2 separate regions of the Homo sapiens genome follow, and region 2 is linked to region 1. A link is a loop called in an ENCODE intact Hi-C map of the cell type or tissue named here. Cell type or tissue: ovary. All regions are shown on one strand. Links, peaks and the distances in the headings refer to the core of each region. The heading gives the core; the rest is flanking DNA. Region 1 overlaps CTNNBIP1 (catenin beta interacting protein 1). Region 2 overlaps PIK3CD (phosphatidylinositol-4,5-bisphosphate 3-kinase catalytic subunit delta).

What was found. Hi-C counts contacts between places; a loop is a spot of excess contacts. Peaks named below come from ENCODE experiments on the same cell type or tissue, not always from the same donor. Only the 100,000 strongest peaks of a DNase experiment are listed, where the experiment ranks them.
Region 2: it touches region 1 in a loop (3-fold over the local background); 8 of 110 quality-filtered maps call a loop at or near these places.

Annotation. Positions count from the first base shown.
Region 1 is chr1:9,866,271-9,869,181 of GRCh38, reverse strand. All of the region lies in intron 5 of CTNNBIP1 (catenin beta interacting protein 1), which reads left to right. Among named protein-coding and RNA genes, the nearest start is that of CTNNBIP1-AS1, 19 kb to the right of the region's middle. In ovary, for the core only: a CTCF peak has its summit at 1,526 (motif pointing right); a DNase peak (open chromatin) is centred at 1,531.
Region 2 is chr1:9,703,519-9,706,429 of GRCh38, reverse strand. The region is part of intron 2 of PIK3CD (phosphatidylinositol-4,5-bisphosphate 3-kinase catalytic subunit delta); the gene reads right to left. Among named protein-coding and RNA genes, the nearest start is that of PIK3CD-AS2, 17 kb to the right of the region's middle. In ovary, for the core only: no CTCF peak of the experiment used is centred there; a DNase peak (open chromatin) is centred at 1,540.

The DNA.
Region 1 (2,911 bases), core at 198-2,697:
CAAAAAATACAAAAACTAGCTGGCTGTGGTGGCACACGTCTGTAGTCCTAGCTACTAGGGAGGCTGAGGTGAGAGGATCGCTTGAGCCCAGGAGGTTGATGCTGCAGTGAGCCATGATCGCACCACTGCACCCCAGCCTGGGCAACAGAGGGAGACTCTGTCTCATAAATTTAAAAAATTTTTAAAAGACAAAGAAGCTGGTGGAATATATACCAGACTGTCAGAAATTTTGTTTTTGACAAGGGGTGCTGGGCGTGGTGGTTCATGCCTGTAATCCCAGCACTTTGGGAGGCCAAGGTGGGCAGATCACCTGAGGCCAGGAGTTCAAGACCAGCCTGGCCAACATGGCAACATCCTGTCTCTATTAAAAATACAAAAATTAGCTGAGCATGGTGGCAGGTGCCAGTAGTCCCAGCTACCCAGCTACTTGGGAGATTAAGGCAGGAGAACCGCTTGAATCTGGGAGGCGGAGCTTGCGATGAGCCAAGATCACACCACTTTACTCCAGCCTGGGCAACAGAGCTAGACTCTGTCTCAAAAAATAATAATAATAATAATTGTTAGGGGATAGGACTATATAAGAAACTTTAACTTTCCAAGTCACACATTTTTGTAAAACTAATATTTTAACATTGTACATTTGTTTCTTTGTCATAAGGGAAAGTTAAAAAAAATATTTTTAGGAGAACTCTTGCCTAGCCGAACCCACAGTTAAGAATAAAAATGAGCTCTGCCAAGTTGTTGAGGAAGGTCAGTGACCCCACTTAGCTGTTGACCTTGCCCTGAAACTGCTGAGCAGTAGGAGCAAGCTGGCAGCTGTGACCAACTGTGTGGGCCGTGGAGTCCAGGCCCTTCTGGGTGGGTGGTGTCTGTCCACAGCTACTTCTTTCTCCGGGGAGGGGTCTTCTGGAGCTGAAGCTGGAGCCAGGGAAGACCCCAGGGAATCGTTGCGGAATAGGTGGTGGGAGTCACTCCCTGCTGCTGGGGCGCCCTGTGGACTGCCCCTACCTCCATAAAGATACCTCTAACCTGGCTGCCGGGGCCTGAGCCACACAGACCTGAGCTGCAGGAGGTTCTGAGAATTCTGTGGACTGGGAGTGGAGAGGGGAGGGGTCAGCCATGTCTGGAAGAGTTTCATAAGCATATTTATTTTCTTTGCGAGCCTAACGACACCACAAACAAACACAACAACAATAACAGCAGAACTGCAATCAGCCCAGTCCCATACTGGGCTTACCCATGTGAGGGCAGGACCCTGCATCTGCCTGTGCCATGTGGGCAAATGGATCTCTGTTAAAATCTCACCTGCCCACCTTCTCCATCGCAGAGCCAATCTCAGCTGATGCTGCAGGATCCTGCTGTCAGAGGCTCAGACACTGCTTAGGTGGAAGAAGCCCTGGATTGTTGTCTCCAGGGACTGGGGCAGGATGCGGGGGCCAGAGCAGGGTGCAGAGACTGCCATAATGAACCCCAAAGGCCTGGAGCCTGTGGGTAATGGCCTGGCGTGCACCTCCTGCCCACTAGGTGGCGCTGTCTCTCAGCAAATGCTCCAGGCTGCTTTAGGTGTTCCCTGAGCCAGAGGAGGCTCCATCTACCCCGGGACTCCTCTAGCAGGGGGTCTGAGGCAGACCCTCCAACGGACAGCACCCGACCTTGGTCCTGAGGGTCTGGCCGCCACCTTTAGCCCTGCACATGCTTCCCCTCCAGGGCTGGATGGGTCTGGTACCTGGGGCACTGCTCCCTTACTTGAGGCCCAGGGAGGGGGCCGTGGGCACCCCTTTACCCCCTACCCTTCGATTCCTTCCTCGGTCACATTTGTTGAGTATCTATGGGGAGCCAGGCAGGTGCTGGAGACCCTGGGGTGGGGGCCTCCCCTTACGGGCTCACCAGGTGGTTCCAGCAGAGGCCCCAGTGGCCCCCCAGTTCCCAGCCTGCCTGGCCTCTGCTGGGCTGAGACCACCAATGACAGCCTCCTTTCCCTCCCTTGTCCTTCACGTCACCCCTCACTGGCTGTTTCCCACTCCCTTCCCTCAATCAGGGCTGTCATCCTCCAGGGTTGCCCCCTCTCTTCTCCCTGTTCCACACGCAGTGCTGTGATCTCAACAGAGAACATAGCCAGCTGACTGTTGGCCAGCATCACCACAGCCACCCATGCCCAGCTGACATGGATTTTCCACCTGTGCTCTGCCCTGACCAATGCCCAGCAAGTACACGGCGCCCGAGGACTCAGCCTCGACTCCTCTCTTCCTCAGGAACCTAATGGGTTACTGAGTCCATCCTAAGGCTCCCCAGACCTGCTTCATTCTCTCCCTCTCATTTCCAGCCCCCTCTTGGACTGAGCCCATATTCACTCTTGTCTCACAGCTTCAGATCACTCCTATCTGGCATCTCGACTTCCCATCTTGCCCCCTCAGGTCTGCTCTCTACCCCCACAGCTGGAGAGACTTTTGGAGGCTTAGAGTGACATTAGTGGGTCTCTACTCGACTTTTTTTTTTTTTTTTGAGAAGGAGTTTTGTTCTGTCACCCAGGCTGGAGTGCAGTGGCGTGATCTCGGCTCACTGCAGCCCCCACCTTCCCAGTTCAAGCAATTCTCCTGCCTCAGCCTCCCGAGTAGCTGGGGTTACAGGCTCCCGCCACCACACCCAGCTGATTAGAGACGGGGTTTCACCATGTTGCCCGGGCTGGTCTCAAACTCCTGACTTCAGGTGATCCATACACCTTGGCCTCCCAAAGTGCTGGGATTACAGGCGGGAGCCACCATGCCCAGCCTCCACCCAACTTAAAATCATTCAGTGGCTCCCCACTGCCTTGAGGATAAAATCCAGCCCCTTTAGCTTGGTGAGCAAGACCTGACCTCACACTGTAAAGGGCCATAGTGAATGGCCATGTTCATGCCTTTCTGCCACTGCA
Region 2 (2,911 bases), core at 188-2,687, 160 kb after region 1:
CCTCCAACTCCTGGGCTCAAGCGATCCTCCAGCCTCAGCCTCCTGAGTGGCTGAGACTACAGGCTTGTGCCACCATGCCCTGCTAACTTTTTTTTTTTTTTTTGAGGTACAGGGTCTTGCTATGTTGCCCAGGTTGGTCTCGAACTCCTGGGCTCAAGTGATCCTCCCACCTCGGCCTCTCTAAGTGCTGGCATTACAGGTGTGAGCTCCTAGCCAGACCCAGTTTGTTCTAAACACACTTAAGGCTGGTCGCAGTGGCTCATGCCTGTAATCCCAGCACTTTGGGAGGCCAAAGCAGGTGGATTGCTTGAGTTTGAGACCAGCCTGAGCAACATGGCAAAACTCTGTCTCTACCAAAAAAAAAAAAAAAAAAAAAAAATTCCAATAAATGAATCAACAGCAATTTTAAATTAAATTAAATGTTTTAAAATTCCATTCCTCACACTGTCCACATTTCAAGTGCTCAAGAGACACATGTGGCATAACCTACGATCGGTATAACCACACCATTAACTTTACTAAATATCACCACACTGTCCTCAAGACGGTGGTGCCCGTCAGCAATCTCAGAACTGTGGTATGGAGATCAATCTCCAGATATTGGTCAACACTTGGTATTGTCAAATTTACTCATTTTTGCCAATTTGATGTGAATGAAATTATCTCGTTTTAATTTGCATTTCCCTGATTTTCCATAAAACCTTTATTTTCTACAAATAGCCTACTTACTATAAACTTTGCCCATTTTCCTGTGGGGTTACTTAATCTTTTTTAATGCTTTGTAGGATTTCTTTATATATTCTAGATTCCATTCCTTTGTTGGTTGAATGAGCGGGAAATATTTTCTAATCTGAGTCATCTTTTTGCTTTGCTTATGGTGTCTTTTTGGTGAGTAGAAGGTTTTTTGTTGTTGCTGTTTTGTTTTGTTTTAGGAGACAGGGTCTCACTCTGTCATCCAGGCTGGAGTGCAGTGGCGCAATCACAGCTCACTGCAGCCTCAACCTCCCAGGCTCAGGTGATCCTCCCAACCTCAGGCTCCCAGGTAGCTGGGACTACAGGCGTATGCCACTACACCCTTTTTTTTTTCCTTTTTTTTTTTTTTTTTTGGTATTTTTAATAGAGACTTTAAAAAAATATATGTTTTTAGTAGAGACTGGTCCCAAACTCCTGGGCTCAAGTGATCCACTGGCCTCAGTATCCCAAAGTGCTGGGATTACAAGCATGAGCCATCATGCCCAGCCTGGTGAGTAGAAGTTTTTAATGTTGATGCGGTCAAATTATCAATCTTTGCCTTTATGATTTATGATTTTTATTCTTTAAGCAAAGACTTCTCTACTTAAAGATCACATTCTCTTGGATTTTAAAGACTTGTAAAAACAGTTGAAAAGAAATATTTGGTTGAAGGCAGGTGTTGATTGGGTGGCAGCGCCGGCTGGGCCCAGGCCTCACCGTCAGCTGGACCCCAGCTGCCCTGAGGAGCGAGAGCTGCACATCTCTAGGCACTGCCACTGCTGGTCGCCACTTCCTCCAATTGCAAAACCACATCCTACTTTGGGTTCCTCTTGCTGAGAATGGCCAAGCCAAAGTCTTCCTTTTGTTTCAAAACTTGGGGGACCGGCTGGGCGTGGTGGCTCACGCCTGTAATCCCAGCACTTTGGGAGGCTGAGGCCAGTGGATCACTTTGAGCTCAGGCATTGGTGACCAGCCTGCGAAACATGGTAAAACCCTGTCTCTACACAAAATACAAAAATTAGCCGGTCATGGTGGCTCACGCCTGTAGTCCCGGCTACTTGGGAGGCTGAGGCTGGAGGATTGCTTGAGCCAGGGAAGTGGAGGTTGCAGTTAGCTGAGATTGTGCCACTGCACTCCAGCCTGGGCAATAGAGTGAGACCCTGTCTCAAAAACAAAACAAAACAAAACAAAGCAAAACAAAAAAACAACTTGGGAGAGAGTCAGGAATCCTGGAGAATCCACTTATGACATGAAATGGGCTTTGACCATGGGCTTTGAAAGTCAGGGGTATCTTTGGCCACTCAGTCTGGTGAGGCCCAAGATGAGCACATGAGGCATGAGCTCCCAGGGACTCCAACCCACAGCCTGGGTTCCAGGAAAATACACCCCTCACTCTCCTGCCCCTTAGCACTCTGGAAATGAAGTCTTCAACTACACCTTACCTAAATGGGATGTAGGGAAATACTTTCACAGAAAACCTCATTCCTAATACAGAAAGTATCAGACTGGTCTGCACAGGACATCAAATGCCAGGTCCTGTCACCAGTGAGACAGGACAGGAGAAAGTGGAAGTGCCTTCCGTCTCTCTGGGCTAAGAACCTCTCTCTAGCACAGTGGCCAACCAGCCCTAACTCTTCCCTGAATGAAGCCCAGAACCATAGCTCTCTGATATGTACAGGACAGAGATGCCAGTGAGTACAGGGACTTCAGAAATGCCCCAAGAACGCAAACCAGTACAACTGCTTTGGAAAACTGTTTGACAATATCTACTAAAGTTGAACATGCCTATGCCCTAGGACCCAGCAATTCCGCTCCAAAGTACACACCCCAGAGAAATGCAAATACATGTATATTTATCAAAAGACACGGGCAAGAGTGTCTATGGCATCACTATTCATGATGGCTCCAAAGTGGAAACTTCCCAAATGCACATCAACAGAATGGGGAATGGCAAAATAATGTGTGATACTCTTTCTGAGCAGAATGTTATATAGCAATGAGAATGAGCAGTCTACAAGTCCACACAACAGTATCGATGACTCTCACACACATAAAGCTGGGCAAAAGCAGCTGCCCACAAAAAAAATATGTGTTCATGATTCCAACTGTACAAAGAAACAAACACAGGCAGAATTAATAAATCTATGGTGGCAAAAGAAATAGGGGTTACCCCAGGTTT